2 separate regions of the Homo sapiens genome follow, and region 2 is linked to region 1. The links are chromatin loops, found by intact Hi-C in ENCODE. Cell type or tissue: endothelial cell of umbilical vein. All regions are shown on one strand.

The links. A loop is a pair of places that touch in the nucleus more often than their neighbours do. Peaks named below come from ENCODE experiments on the same cell type or tissue, not always from the same donor. Only the 100,000 strongest peaks of a DNase experiment are listed, where the experiment ranks them.
Region 2: a loop joins it to region 1, with 8 times the contacts of the local background. A loop is called at or near these places in 2 of 110 quality-filtered maps.

Annotation. Positions count from the first base shown.
Region 1 is chr15:60,748,888-60,756,887 of GRCh38, forward strand. All of the region lies in intron 1 of RORA (RAR related orphan receptor A), which reads right to left. Among named protein-coding and RNA genes, the nearest start is that of RORA-AS4, 11 kb to the right of the region's middle. RefSeq lists a silencer at 2,645-2,839. In endothelial cell of umbilical vein, no CTCF peak of the experiment used is centred here; a DNase peak (open chromatin) is centred at 3,834; H3K4me3 peaks cover 241 bases; H3K27ac peaks cover 1,445 bases.
Region 2 is chr15:61,048,284-61,056,283 of GRCh38, forward strand. The region is part of intron 1 of RORA (RAR related orphan receptor A); the gene reads right to left. All of the region lies in intron 1 of LOC107984805 (a long non-coding RNA gene), which reads right to left. Among named protein-coding and RNA genes, the nearest start is that of RORA, 180 kb to the right of the region's middle. RefSeq lists a silencer at 1,681-1,840. In endothelial cell of umbilical vein, a CTCF peak has its summit at 3,394 (motif pointing left); a DNase peak (open chromatin) is centred at 3,368.

The DNA of each region.
Region 1 (8,000 bases):
CCAGTACACGGAGGAACTCTAGATAGCTGTGAAGGAGTTTCCCGGTTACCTTAATCAATGTATAAGTGATTGTCAATATTTTGTATAATAGATAATTATAAATTTTAGTAAATATAAGAATCACCCCGGGAGCTTGTTAAAATGCACATTCCTAGAGTCCATCCCCAGGGATCCTGATTCAGAAGTCGTGGGGTGTAGTTTATGAGCAGTGGTCTTTCCCCCTATTCTCTCTTGGATGGAATTTTGAGAAACATGGCTCTATGCCTTCATTGAACAACATCCACCTATAAATTACAAATTTTAATTTCATACAGACTATTATTGTTATAAAAATATTTACTGTCTTTAAAAGTTTAGTACATCCCTTACAATCTCACTTGCACCATTAATTCTTCCAGTAAATTATTTCTCTAAAACATAGATGTAAAACTTAACGTAGCCTGATCCAGATTGAATTACTGCAAATTGCTCTAAGCAGGGATGAAATGTAAATTAATGGGATTTCTGTAAATGCTTATTTTTTTCTAACTAATATTCTATGGTGGTGAGTTATGATATGTAGTCAAATATTGAACTGTTTTAGCTATTTTAGGAGATTAATTTACACTAGCTAAGAGAGGGAGAATAAGTTGATGATCAATTTAAGTAACCCTTACATTAATGGACTAAACTTTGTGGGAAAAAGTAAATGCAAACCAGAATTGCCCAGGTAAATGTTGCAGGCTGTCTGTTAGCACACTTAGACACTGTCTCCTTTTACCAGGGGATATGATGGAGAGAAACTCTGTTCCCTGATTTTAGGCACCTAAAGATCTAAATCTAAATAACAAAAACAATAACGATAATAGCTAATATTAGGGCTGGGTGCGGTGGCTCATACCTGTAATCCCAACATTTTGGAAGGCCGAGGCAGGAGGATTGCTTGAGCCCAGGAGTTCAAGATCAGCCTGGACAACATAGTGAGACCCCGTCTCTACTACAAATTACAAAAAATTAGTCTGACGTGGTAGTGTGCGCCTGTAGTCCCAGCTACTCAGGAGGCTGAGGTGGAAGAATTGCTTGAGTCTGGAATGTCGAGGCTGCGGTGAGCCATGAGTACACCAGTGCACGCCAGCCTGGCAAACAGAGCAAGACTCTGTCTTAAAAACAATATAGCTAATATTAATCAAAACCTTTCTATGTGCCAAGTATTTTTCATTTATTATTTCATATTATCTTCACTACATCCCTACAGATGGATACTATTATCAGCTCCAATTTACAGTTGAGGAAATGGAGGTTCAAAAAGGTTAAGTAATTTGCCCAAAGCCATACAGCCAGAAAGTGGCATAGCCAAAGTCTGACTCCAAAGCCTAGGAGACCCAGGTCATATCTACAGCTGAGAAAGGACTCACTCTCCACCATGCCACTGGTCTCCTCAATCAGTATTTCCTTTGTTTTAGGCATAAACTAGCTAGCTAAAACCTGCAGTTTGAAAAGTTCATGTCAAATGAAGTGACATACAGAGAACAATTGTGCAGATAATTTTCTTTAGAAAACAGAAGCAGAGAAAGAATCCCTTTTAAAATTTCAGTTTCAATATATTTTTGCAAGCATATTTTTGTCCCAGATGCTACCGTGTTCAACCTTGTCTGAGTCTGGTGACCAAACCTCAGTGAGCGTTCTGTCCAGGTATAGCAGCTGTTTTGGGCAGCCTAATAATTAGGCTCTCTATGTATATAATCTTTCAAGGAGAGAGGACATCAAACTGAGATTAGATTAGAGGAAAAAGAGCAAAAGAGGACCATGGATAGTAATCTATTCCCTTTTGTGATCAGCATGTAGAAAACAGTTTCAGAAATGTATTTTCATTTTTCACTTAAAAAATATTTGTATTTTACCTTCAGGGAAGGTATTCAGTATTCTAGCAGTTGCTTCAGAAAGAGGGAATTGGCTGGCACTGTGCCATGCATGCTTCATAGACAAAGCCACCTAGGTCCATAAACACAGTCATCTGAGGGGCGAAGGGCAGGGAAGGATTCAAGCACCTTAGTTCCAACTCCAGGTTGGATGTCCCTCTCGTTACCCCACGGTAAAAGGATTATTTCACTCCACTGTGAGGACTTGGCTGGCAGAAGGCATTTTCAGGCAGGCAGTGAGGAGAGCAGGGAAGAAAGGCAGGTGGGGAGCAGAATCCAAGACAGTGCAGAGGGCCTGGGAGACCAGGAGAACAGGGACAGCCCACAGTCAGAGGCCCTAAGGAGTATGTCTCCTAAGAGCCTTCAGCTGAATGTCCTTTCCCTCCCCATGGCGGGGCATCTCTCTCTACAACCTGTCCATGGTTCACTTTGTTCTGCCTCCTTCAACAGTGATTCTAACCCTGTTGTCATGTATTGATTACTTATGGCAAATAACATCAGGAGGAATTGGCAGTTGCGTGAAGATCAGTGGTGGGAATAAGAAGTGGGACTAGCAGGAAACGGATCACCATCATTAGTATCATTATTATTTAATTAAGCTTTGCTATTACAACAATAAATAATAACAATGAGAATAATAATAATGACGATAAGCTAGCATTTAGTAGACCAGGCGCTATGCCAATCATTGAAAATATGCATGTTTATTTAACCCTCAGGCTATTTTGATCAGTATTTTCTTTATCCCACTTTACAAATGATGTTGAGGTGTAAAGAGATAAGTACCTTGACCAAGGTCCTGGGCAGCTGAGTGGTAGTGCTGGGGCCCAGATCCCAAATTCTGACTGCAGACTCTGACTCCAGCACCTGCTTTCTTGACCACTGCGGGCCTGGCTTTCACAGGTGTTACCTTCCTGCATCCTCTCGGCACCAGGTTGAGCTTGGTGTCGCTATCCCTTCTTATAGATGAAGAAACTGAGGCTCAGAAACAGTAAACAATCTGCCCAGGGAGGAGGAACAGAGCTGAGGAACAAAAACAGGCCTCTAAGCTCCTCTACCAAAACTGCATAGACCACTCTGTAAAACACTCCAAGTAAGGATGGGACTTTATTTCTCACCCCTATGACTCCATGTCTAGGTAGAAGCAGAAGAGTTTGGGAAGAGATCCGACAACATGTGTGAGGAGATAGGGAAGCTGTATGCATTTAACCTATCTCCAGGGTCCCCATCACTTGAGAGAAGGGCCATCAATAAGGAGGTGGAGAAGGATCATCCGAGCTAGGCTGAGTCTTCTTTGACTTGCTAAAAAAAAAATGGGGAGGGAGAAGGCAATGGGCTAGTATGGGAAAGAATAAAGAAGAGAGAGGGCAGACATCAGGAAAGAACATCAGGCAGAGAGAAGCGTCTTAGAGCAGTAATCACAACCAAAATTTTGCGCACCAACAAAAGCCCATTGACGCTCAGACACCTCTGACTTTCCCCATTTCCTTCCCGATGGCACAAATGGAAGCTCTGATTTCCTCTTTCCTTTTCCTTCTGGCTGATGCATCCTGACAAATACAGTATGTAAAGCGCAGGGACGTGTGAAAGGAAAGTGTGGCGACGGTTGTTTTCCATCTCCCAATAATAGCGTTTCAATTTGGTACCTAAATAAACAATCTATTTTAGTGGCTCCCCTTTGATATCTCCAATGTTCCCTTCTGTTATTTCTGGCAGTTCCCAATCCTGTGATGTGATTAGAGAGGATGATTACACTTACATAACAGCATCAAATTAATTTGCCGCCGAGAACAACAGCGGTAGGAAATCATTGGAGTTCTCAAATTGCTCCCCCCACCCCCACCCGCCTCGAGTTTATTTAAGTGACATCAAGGGATTAGAGCGAAGTCGGTCAGTAGAGCACTGCTGGGAAAACAACCAAAACATCGACTCTGACCTTGTAAACGAAAGAGGAACAGAGCAAATAATGAATAGCGCTGGTCCCAGGCCTGGTGCAGGGGCCATTGGATGAATCAGCCTCCCAAACACACATTTCCGTCTGTCTGTGGGAGAAAGAAACAAACTGTACCTTTCAGTGCAGATTAGATTCATTTTCCTGGGGCTATGTCCAGCCATCCAGGGACTGTCAAAACCAAAGATATTTGAGATTTTGCTTATGTTTCTTTGCTTTGCTTTTTGGCCCCTTTTCAAAACAACAAGAAGAATGTAAAAGTTGACTTGAATTTTTTTACTCTGTGAGCCCTGAACAAAAGTCCAGAAAAATAAAGCAGAGGCAAATATTATTGCTTCTGGTTTTCTAAAAGATATGACAATAACAGCTCAGAAAACTGTAGCCCATGATTCCACCAAAGGTTAGAGGTTCAGAACAGGGAGCAGCACGTGGATGGCGTAGAAAAGGGACCCCTTTAAGTCCTACTCGCAGTTTAGTTCTGACACGAACCTTCAACAGTTACTTCAACTCTCTGAGCCTTGGTTTTCTTACCCAAGATAGCAGATATTACCGTCTTTCATCTCTGTTACAGGGTGGGTGTTCACCCATCCGTTCATTCTGTTAATCCATCCATTCAACAAGTATTTATCGAACACCAATTCTGTCTCAGGAACTCTGCTGGTAACTGGGAATACCAATGGACGTGGTCAGCCCTAGGAGCTTATGTCCTAGCGGAACAGGGAAATAAAAACAGCCAGTGTGCTCTGAGGGCCTGCATGGGCAGGCACTGACCTCTCCACCCTTCATCCCTTATCACATGTGAATTTCACAACCACCATGCATGCGTAGGTATCTCTGTCTATTTTACAGATGAGGAAATTGAGCCCAGATGTGTTAAATAACACTACGCCAAATCACACTAGGAAGCAATGAGATTGAAATCCAAACCTAGGTTTTCAGAATATAAAGCCATGCTATATCCCTTTATATTTTTTGGAACCTGACAAGCTCTGAAGCACTCTGCAAATACAAGGAACTACTTTAAGTGTGTTTGCACAAGCTGTTCATATACTAGACAGACATCACAAATGCATGAATTTCTATTGCTTTAGTCCAGTGATTACAGCACTTGATTCTTTTTAAAGCAAATCCACTTCTATTATCCCGTTTGATCCTTGTAACAGCATCACGATACATGTGGAGCAAGTATTATTACTCCCACTGGACAGATGAAGAGACCAACATTAAGCAACTGGCCAAGGCCCTTGACCCAGACCCGGAACACTGGTCCGTGGCTACTCACTTGCTCTTCTTCCTCAACCTCCTCTCAATGAGTCTGAATAAGGATGATGTTTTCAATTTTGGCCTCAATAGAATTATGGTTACTTCCTATATTGTGTTAGTCTTTTGAGTCCTAATGGCATCCCTTTTTGGGTAGAAATCCATATTCACAATATAGCATGAGGTATTTTTATTTGTCTGCTTTGAAAATCATCGGCTGCTTTTCCACCTTGTGAGAACGTGTCACATTTTCCCATCATCTTTTGTTTACATCATTGTTTCACTACCATGGAGGTTTCGTTGTGCATTCTTCTCACTTAGCTCTTTTAGAAGACTGCTCTTAACACCAACATATGGGGTTTCCAAAGTTGGGATTACTCCAGTTAGATGAATTTGACCCTTTGTTCCAAACAAACTCTTGCTAATTCCAGCTGTACTGTAGCATCCATATCATCTGAGTCTGCTTGTTCATACTTCTCTTACTTCATAAAATGGACATCAAAAAATTATTAGGGCTGTTTTAGTCTCATGGCTTAATTCCTTCCTAGTTCTTCTACCTGAAATGCTTGACCCCCAACTTTGACGCCCTTCCCTCATTCTTCAGGGACAACTCAACTTCCACATCCTTGAGGATACATGTCCACAATACCTCTGCCAACATTGACATCCACCTCCTCTGAATTTCCAAATCCCATAGACTGTCAGAGGTTTGCTGCACAGGCACATTGGAGGAGCTCTGGTCCTAGTCCTTTCTTATACAGATGAGGAAACTAGGACCCAGAGAGGGCAAATGACTTTCCAGTTGGTGGCAAAGCTGGAAATAGGGCTCCATTCTCTTGCTTCTTGAAGCTAGCACTTCCCTTCGACTCCTTTCTCTTTCCTTCTAATGTCTGTGGAATGTGGGTTGTGTATGCTCAGTCTGGAATGGATATCTCTCTTATTATCCCCGTAAACTCAGTGCACTTCTTGAAGATGAGAGCTGAGTCTTTTTTTTTTTTTATATATACTTTAAGTTTTAGGGCACATGTGCACAGTGTGCAGGTTTGTTACATATGTATACATGTGCCATGTTGGTGTGCTGCACCCATTAACTCGTCATTTAGCATTAGGTATATCTCCTAATGCTATCCCTCCCCCCTCCCCCCACCCCACAACAGGCCCCGGTGTGTGATGTTCCCCTTCCTGTGTCCATGTGTTCTCATTGTTCAATTCCCACCTATGAATAAGAACATGTGGTGTTTGGTTTTTTGTCCTTGCTATAATTTGCTGAGAATGATGGTTTCCAGCTTCATCCATGTCCCTACAAAGGACATGAACTCATCCTTTTTTACGGCTGCATAGTATTCTATGGTGTATATGTGCCACATTTTCTTAATCCAGTCTATCATTGTCGGACATTTGGGTTGGTTCCAAGTCTTTGCTATTGTGAATAGTGCCGCAATAAACATACGTGTGCATGTGTCTTTATAGCAGCATGATTTATAATCCTTTGGGTATATACCCAGTAATGGGATGGCTGGGTCAAATGGTATTTCTGGTTCTAGATCCCTGAGGAATCGCCACACCGACTTTCACAATGGTTGAACTAGTTTACAGTCCCACCAACAGTGTAAAAGTGTTCCTATTTCTCCACATCCTCTCCAGCAGAGAGCTGAGTCTTTTTCATCTCTGAATCCCATAGCATTTTCCACAAACCCAACACATAGAAGCTGTTCAAGAAATGGTTGTGGGATACATGATTGTTCTTCATGGAAACGATCTGCCTTTTCACCTACAAGGTTGTTTGCTAACTCATCTCCTGTTTGTTCCCTCTCTTGTTCTTGCAGCAGTTTCTCTCCTCCATGCAAATCATGTCCACTCCATTCCATACCTCTGCAGAAAACTCTGACTTCGGCTTAACCTGCATTCATTCATTCACTCATTCATTTATTCACTGAATATCTGCAAAGTGTCTGTGCTGTGCCAGGCACCGTCCTGGTACAGGGGATGTAGCAGTGAACAAAACGAAATCCTTGCCCTTGTGGGGCTTATCATCCCTCAATATCTCCACCTTCTCCTAAGTGACAGCTCCCAAACTGAGGGAAACCCAGGGTTTCACAAAAAAAGTTTCTGCAATGTTCATATCATTAAAGGTGATAATAGCAGATATTTTAATTTCTACTTAAATAACTGGATGAATGTAGTGAATAATTACATATGGTTTTCATTTAAAAGAGCAGAGTTTGGCATCACCTACCTGTGCTCATGACTTCGTCACCCTCCACCATTGGGTGAGGAGCTGAATGTTACCAGTTATTGTGGCAACTGAATGACGAGGCAATTTAAAATGTTTATTTTTGGTTAATTGTTTAATTGATTAAGTTGTCTGATTCTTACCCACAGCGGGTTTTTGGTAATGACAAATAGTAGAAGAATTCTGAAGTAAAATTTGAAAAGTTTATAAAGACTGTGCATCTGATGATAACTTTATAAATATATGTCAAAGTATTCTTCACTGGATTTCAGAATTGCATTTACCTGTCACATAACCCATTAAGATCTCTCCGTTAAGTTCAAAAATCAATGTTAATAATGGAAAGTTTGGTGTTGCTTATATCCAGTTTGGCTTTTAATTTTTTGTATAGATGTGTTTACTAATAGCAGCCAGAAATCCTCTTTTATTTCACTAGAAATAAACAAAGAATAAAAATAAATCACATGTTTTTACCCAAAATGTAAGCTTTTCTAGCATTAGTTGTAAAGGCAGATTTTGTCTGTTTTTGACTACTTTTGATACTATGAGACACAGTTAAATTTCAACCTACAGTTCAATATTTATTTAGTTGCCAAACTAAGCACACTAATAGATGTCATTTTAATGTATGTTTCATAAATGGTCATTTCTTACATAA
Region 2 (8,000 bases), 300 kb after region 1:
TCCAGTTCTGCTTACCTGAGTACCCACTTTATCCCAGGAAACGAGACCTGAACACTGTGTCCTGGTTTCATCTTTCCAGTGAGCCAGGCCTTCTGAGGCATTAGCGGCTCAGCAAGACCATGGAGGTGAGAGAGGCACAGGCACACTCCAGATGCAGGGTCTCTGCCCTCTGTCAAGAGTCACACGGCAGAGAGGACAAGACTCCTGTCCCGGGGGAACTGTTTTTCCTTTTGCCCCACACCCCAGATATCTTCGTGACAGCCCCTGCCCTGAAAGCCCGGTGAGCGTCATGGCGGAGAAGCCAGCCTGTTTCCGATTATTCTGCCTGACAGGGACTATCTGCTGCTGTGTGCAGTTGTAGAAATGTCATAAGCTCAGGACTCAGGACACTTTGACGTCGAGTCCAACAGGACCCATAGAGTCCCCCTGAACAATTCTCATCTGTGTGGGAAGCCTAAGGGGTGGTTTTAAGTAGGGGCTGGCAGGAGAGTGAGGTCTGGGCTGCTTCTTTACGGCTCTTCAAGTGCCGGCCATTTCCTGGAGTTTCATGGGAGTCAAGACTTACTTTTGGCCTCAGACACAGTCAAGGATCATCCTGATGCAAAAAACAAAATCACCTTTGAACCTCTTCCTCCACACCATCTTCCACTTTGGTTTTCCGCTATGCCTTTGTACTGGGGACAAAGACTATCCACGAATCCTTACTTTAAAAACTGAGGCAGTGGCTCTGAATCATTCCCCCTTGGACACCCCCACACATCTGAACACCCTCGTGTCCCAACACCACATCTGCTGAAGTTGACTGGACCTGAAATGCTGGAGGCTCAGTGTTTTCGGAAACTGCGGAGAGTTCTCCTGCCACAATTCTCTTGTTGTCGTCAAAAGCAATTACATGTTTCAGATGATGAAAAGCACTGTCATGAAAAGCTGGCACAGCAGCCAAGGAGACAGATGTATTAAACCACACGGCTTCTCAGAACTCCCACTTACGTTGGAGCTCAGCACAGAGATGAGCATGGTGATATCCCCCCGTCTAACATCCTCCCATTTGGATTTAATGCATGAGGCTCGTTTCTGATGAGGTGCCAAATTCTTTCGGTGGACAAACACAAAGTTGCAGAATTCAGTGATCATACAAGTCCATGTCCTCAAACGAAAATAATAATACTATAAATGCAAAGATGCTACCATAAAAAATACAGTAGGTGGACTTTTGTGAGTCAACATAAAAAAATCCAGCATTTCTAACTGGTAGCATGAGGAGTACCAGTCTGCAGGATGTTAACGCACTGATAGGCTATGGACAATATATTCCACACTTACGGAAGTGGGGAAACTATAGGTCAGACAAAGCTACAGGTACTTCTTTCTTTCTTTTTTCTTTTTTTCTTTCTGAGATGGAGTCTCCCTCTGTCGCCTAGGCTGGAGTGCAATGGCATGATCTCAGCTCACTGCAACCTCCGCCTCCCGGGTTCAAGTGATTCTCCTGCCTCAGCCTCCTGAGTCGCTGGGATTATAGGCGCACACCACCACACCCGGCTAATTTTTCATATTTTTAGTAGAAACGAGGTTTCACTGTGTTAGCCAGAATGGTCTCGAACTCCTGACCTAGTGATCTGCCTGCCTCAGCCTCCCAAAGTGCTGGGATTACAGGTGTGAGCCACGGCACTCGGCCCAAGTACTTCTTAACTGCAGGACTTCTCAGAGGCTTTTAATATGGTAATGAGTGCTGTGCAGTGAGATGACTCAAATCAATATATAGCCAACACGTTTGATATGACCACAGAACCCATTTCCCTGAACACTTTTTATCACCTCCTAGAGCAGGGGTCAGAAAACTACTGCCCATGTGGTCTGATCTGGCCACTGCTTGTTTTCGTAAATTTTCACTGCCCACAGCCAACCTCATTTGTGTACATGCCGTCCATGGCTGCTTTCACACTGCAGCCGCAGCGATGAGTCATGAGACACGCACCCGTGGCTCACAAAGTCTAAAATATTTACTCTTTGGCCCTTTACGGAAAACGTGTACAAACTTTGTCCTCTGAAATATAGTTTGGGAACCTACTTCACTCATGATATCAATAATTCTAAAAAATTTCAAACAATTTTTAAAGTCAACATTGAGAAGTTTTCCATGGTTAGAATTTAATAATTACAGTCAATAACTCTCTTAAAGCATCGTGACAATAAAGTAGAAGGACACTGTGTAATTCTATATGGTCTCTGTCTTCAGGGAGCTCCCAAGCTAGTTTGTGAAAAAGAGAACTCAAGGCACAAACAACTGGGGGGCAAGAGATGTTCTAAACACTAAGAGGAGGCAATATGGCATAGTAGAAAGAATGCAAGCATGTGTAAGAGTAAAACATACACAGGGCGCAGAGTCACAAGAGTCAGGGGTTGGTCTTGGCTGTGATACCTTCTCCTGCGATAAGAGTAAGACCTGCTTTATTGAGCACTTACTATGTGCCAGGCACCATCCCAGTTGCTTTCCATGAAGGATTGCTCTTTAATTCTTATCATAATGAATAGGTACTATTATTATCCCAGTTTATGGGTGAGGAAACCAAGTCTTAGGTTGACTAACTTATTAAAATAAAGCACATACCTAGTAGGTGGTGAACAAGAGCCAAAACAAGTCTGTTGGTCAGCTAACCACCACGTTATAGTGGCTGCTGCTTAGGGGCAGCATATATCCTCTGCATTTCCCCAGAGGTGACAGAAGTAGTGGAGAGGGTAGTGCTCTCTAGGCTCTGACACACAGCCCATGTTTGCTGACTCAACAACCACACAACGTAATGCTATGGCACCTCAGGTGGCAGGGAGGGTATCGTGGGCTGGACTGATCTTCAGAAGGCTGCATCTGAGCAGGGTGTGGAAGGATGGCAGAAGGAAGAGGGGAGTGAGGCACTCAGGGTAGACAGAAGGTGATACTGCCACATCCTCCACTCAGAAGGAATCTGGAAGGTTTTGACAAATATGTACATTTTGGAGTGGGAACAGCAGAAAGTAGGGGCTGGCTACCTACTTTCCACTACCCCTATCCCCACTCCCCCTAGGGGGTGAGGCAGAGATAAGCACGCTTTGTGGGGCACACTGATCCACAAACTTGCAAGCCTGAGCTCCACTCAGCAGCAGCCTGGGCAGGATGAATGGTGGTGTGCAGGTGTTTGCGGCATGCATAGCTTCTCTTTCTCCTAGAGTCAATCCAGTGATCCCCTGCGAAAAGAATCCTCCACTTGACCTGAATGCTCTGTATTGGCACCTTCTGGACAGGAATCCTATCGGGTATTTCATCAAAGCATCCCACAGCAGTTTTAAGTGTGGCTCCATGAGAGTAAGACACCAGGACAGCTGTGCCACCTAGTGATGCTTGCCTGTACTGTCTGCATCCCAGAGAGTGGGAGAGGCTTCGGAAAGGACTGGTATTTGCTATTTTTGGCCAACACTTCTACATGCAAAGGAATCTGAAGTCTCCGCCTGGGCTTCAAAACATTTCTTGTGGCCTCACTGACCATTCCCGTGAGCCTCAGGGGACATGAGTGTCTTCAAGCTAAGAGGGAGCAGTCCAACTCTGCAGCACGAATTACCAAGGAACATACAACAGACACTTCCCCTCCTCCATTTCTGCCTTTCAGCAGAAAGGGAGGGTGCACCTCCTCTTACATCCTATTGTGGCTGCAATAACCTGCTTGCTTTCTTGTGCAGCCTGGAAGTCTTATGCACACAGCACCTGCTGCTTTCTAAACTAAATAGAAATGCTATCGTCTGCAGTCAGAAACAGAAAAGACAGAGGATGCCTGGTGAGGATCTGTCCTACATCCCAGAGTGCAAGAGTTAAAGGTGCTAACCATTAGTGTTATGTGGGTGCAGCTTATGCACACAGAGAATGATCAGTGTTTTCATTTAATAGGAACTCTCCTCCACTCCCAAACACAGCAGTGGAGGGAAAGGCCTTTTAAGCCTTATTAAGGTTGAGGAAAAACTCTGGTGAAATTATACTACATATTTTTGTTTCTTTCTCTATTTCAGATTCCTTGCAAGAGGTCCACTGGAAAGCTAGAATTCTAGAAGTCAGGATGGGAAAGCCTCATACGTAATGCTTTTGCTCCTTTGAATTACAGTTAACTCCAGTGGTGCCACTGACACTGCTTTCGCGTAGTGGTTCTAGTATCGTACGATGCTGATACAAGTAAGCTATGGCTATGTGTTTTCCGTAAGAAAGGAAAACATCACTCCAGGAGAGAAATGGAGGATGAATGATATTTATCAGATTGTAGCTTCTGAAAATGGATTTGCTTTACCAGATCAAAGACAGCCTGTTTCTACACATCACCAATTCTGTGGGAAACATTCCAGATATTCTGAGAGCGCATTTTGAGACTGAGTAGTTGGTTCCCTCACTGACTGTTTCTACTGTAAGTAATAGTATATTTCCATGCACTCTTGATTGGTATTATACAGTTCATCAATAAGACAAAAGCAGAAAAGAGGTACAAAGAGACCAACAGGGAAGAAAGACGCGAAGATGAAAACTTCAGCAGCATGCCACGTACAGTTGGCTTGGATGTACCCTGCACAAAAGTGTCCAGCCTGTACCTCGCTGACCTAGCTGTTCGCCGGTACAAGATTAAGGAAGTGACAGCTTTTCCTAATTCACTGAAAGTGCTTTGGGACTAAATTGTAGCACAGTATAAGTAAAGTATCCTAAGGGGAAAAGAAAACTCCATATTCATGATCCTTAATCTATTTTATTGATTAAAGATTTAGCCAAATACATCACTCCTGCTTTTGTCCCTGTAACAACCAATGCTGTGTTATCAGGAAGAGATAAAACCAGACCTGATCGGAGCTACTCAATCACTTGGTCCTGAATCACTCGCTTTTCACCCAAAGTCAACAGTCTTGATTCCTCATATTTTAAGGTGTTCATTGTAATGTACTGTTACTGTTTGCATACAGCTGTCAGCTGCAAAAACATTTTTTTTTTTGAACACAAAAATCAGGCTTTTGCCCCCCAACACCCACCCCCTTCCCGGGAGACTCCATGGTAGCCTACTGACTCACACTGACAAAAAGGACAAAGGCCCTGGGTTGTCTCTGCCGCCTGCCTGTCCAGATGTAATTAGGCCTCACACAGGTAACCCCTTGGGCAGCAGAGAAAGCTCAGCGAGAAGGCACGGGGTTGTGAATACAGTTTCACGATGATTTCCATGGCTGCCATGAAGGCTCTGATCAGCTACAAATGGGCAGATGCCAGGATGACCCTCCTGATTTCCTGGTCCCTCCTGGACCTGGATCTGGATCTGGATCTGGTGTCCAGGGAAGAGCAAAGACCAGGAGAAAGAGGTAGAATCCCAGCAACAAAGCCTGGGTATGCGGTCTTTGAGAATGCCTCAAGAAAACAAATTCTTGCTTCTCCCTTTTCAAGGGGCTACAGGGAGACGACACAGCTGATGGGTATTTTTGTAGCCAGATATCAAGTAGTGTTAACGTTGGGCATAGGTTCAAACAAATGTGCTCCGTTAAGAATCTACACAGCATGAAGAGTGTTTAGACTTCATGATATATATATATATAAACATTCTTCAGGGAGGGTTTCCTTCAGAAAATTCAATACTCAAGGAAAAGGAGTTAGGGACAGTTTATTTTGGTTATTTTCTTTGTTTGTTTTCTCCAAAGCTATTTCTTGAAAAAGGAATCCTTTCAAAGTAAATAAAGGAATCCTTTCAAAGTAAAATAGACTACATTACATTTTTATCCCAAAGCTGCTGGGTGGTAGGTGTGACTTGGAAAACTGTAGTTTGTTTCAAGCAAATCCACTTGGATTGAGCATGAAGGAAAATAAAATTAAAGGATGATGACGAATAAATGGAAATGTTTAAGGATCACTTTGGCCAGCATCTTCATACTTAATTGTTGCTTTTACATGTATGTAGTTTTTCCTGAACACAAGAGGAAACGTATGGTAATGTGAGGAACAGAAAGAATAAGATGGGAAACTAAACATTTGAAAAGAACTTTCATTTTCTGAAAAAAAAAAAAAATGTTCTCCCATAGATGCAACAGAATTAATCTTCATTAGTTAGCACAGCTATACTCTTCTTCTTAAATGTCTCAAATGATACTGTGACTTCCCTTAGAGAGGAGGAAATCAGAGGACAGCAGGAATAATTAAGACAGTAGGGCTAGGGGCATAGCAACAGGATTGGAACCCAAAGCCCCTGGATTTCTCATCCTCACTGAGGCACAAGAAACATCAGGCCTTTTGATTTAGGCTCCAAGCAATAATTAGCATCTAATAAGGTCCCTTCAATGAGGATTTTTACATTTATTTCCTATCACTAGTATATTATTTTAGATACTCTAATTACTTTTGAGGTGCTGGTGGTATATGAATAATATAGGTAAATGACACTACGAGACAAGGCACTGTTTGTAAATGGCCAAATTCTTTGGGCTGTACTAATCAAACAATGGTTGACTCTCCCTTTAACTTTCATCATGCATTTAAAACAGTTTTTTTTTGTTTTTTGTTTTTTGTTTTTTTTTTTTTTGGTGGGGGAGCAGTGAGGCAGCGTCTCACTCTGTTGCCCAGGCTGGAGTGCAGGGGTGAGATCACGGCTCCGTGTAGCTTCCACCTCCTGAGCTCAATCAATCCTCCCACCTCAGCTTCCTGAATAGCTGGGACTACAGGTGCACACCACCACGTCTGGCTAATTTTTGTATTTTTAGTAGAGACAGGGTTTCACTATGTTGCCCAGACTGGTCTCGAACTCCTGGGCTCAAGGGATCCACCTGCCTTGGCTTCCCAAAGTGCTGGGATTATAGGTGTGAGCCACCGTGCCCGGCCTAAAACACAGTCTTGAACTTATCTGGTTAAGTACAAGGTGCTAAAGGTGCCACTTGACCATCCTAAGCCTCCTCTTCTTTTCCCCATTTCTCACTTTTTAAAAATTCGAATTTATTTTTTGGTGTAAAGCTTAATAGCATGGGTTTTAACGTTTTTGAGGGCTGCTTTTCATTCAGAATTTTCACCACTCTTCATCGCAGCAGTTCCTGGAGTAAGCATGGCTTCACTAAGGGACCGAGGCCACAGTGAGAATTAATATTTATTTTTTGGCTAATGTTTACAGAGTGCCTTAAGCTGTTCAGCAAAAATCACTTATTTTCCCAAAGAAAACACACTCATCTCACTTCTCTACCGTCTCTCCCGCCCCTACAATGCCTTGCAGGTGTGTCAGGTTCTTTAGGTGTTTTCGATGTTCAGGTCCTGTGCCAGGCCATTATTAGGCCCACCCTACAAAATGACTTTAGCAAAACGGAGGCTGCTTCAAAAATTCCAGCTGGTTTTTCAAAGTAATACTAAGCAAAAGTACACAGGCAGAAAAATGTGATCATCCTGAACTTTTATCACACATCAAAATTTCCCTCCTATATTTTTAGAACCATTTCAGTGAAAAGTGTAGAATGGCATCGCTAATGTTTATAGGCAAAGAACAGAATCATTAGGATTTGAGACACGTTTTCAGAAAAGTGCCTTTAAATAATTAACGTCATGACACTCTTCCTCAGTTCTTCATCCAGCAGAGTAAATGTCTCTTGACAGGTAATAGTCCTTTATGTGAAGCAGTAACTCCAGTTTGGTCAAGGTAACTAGTGTTATTGAAAAGCATGCTTTAATTAAATGCAATGTCTTAGAAAACCATGCTGTTTACAAGCAATAAACAACTCTTAAATATTCAATTAATCAGCTATCAACCCAAATTCATAAAAGACCCACATACTACTTCTATGCTTTAAAAAGGAAAAGAGACATATTAAGAATGAAAGCAGATTAAAGAAAAGAGCTAATCAAAAAATAAGAAACCAGGAAATGACATTGTCAATAGTGAGCACCCGTTTTGGAGTGTGCGCTATGAATTTGCTGGCTCCGACAGTAAGTATTCCTACATGGGCTTTCTCATTTAGCACTACCCTAAATCCTGTGAGGTGGTTAT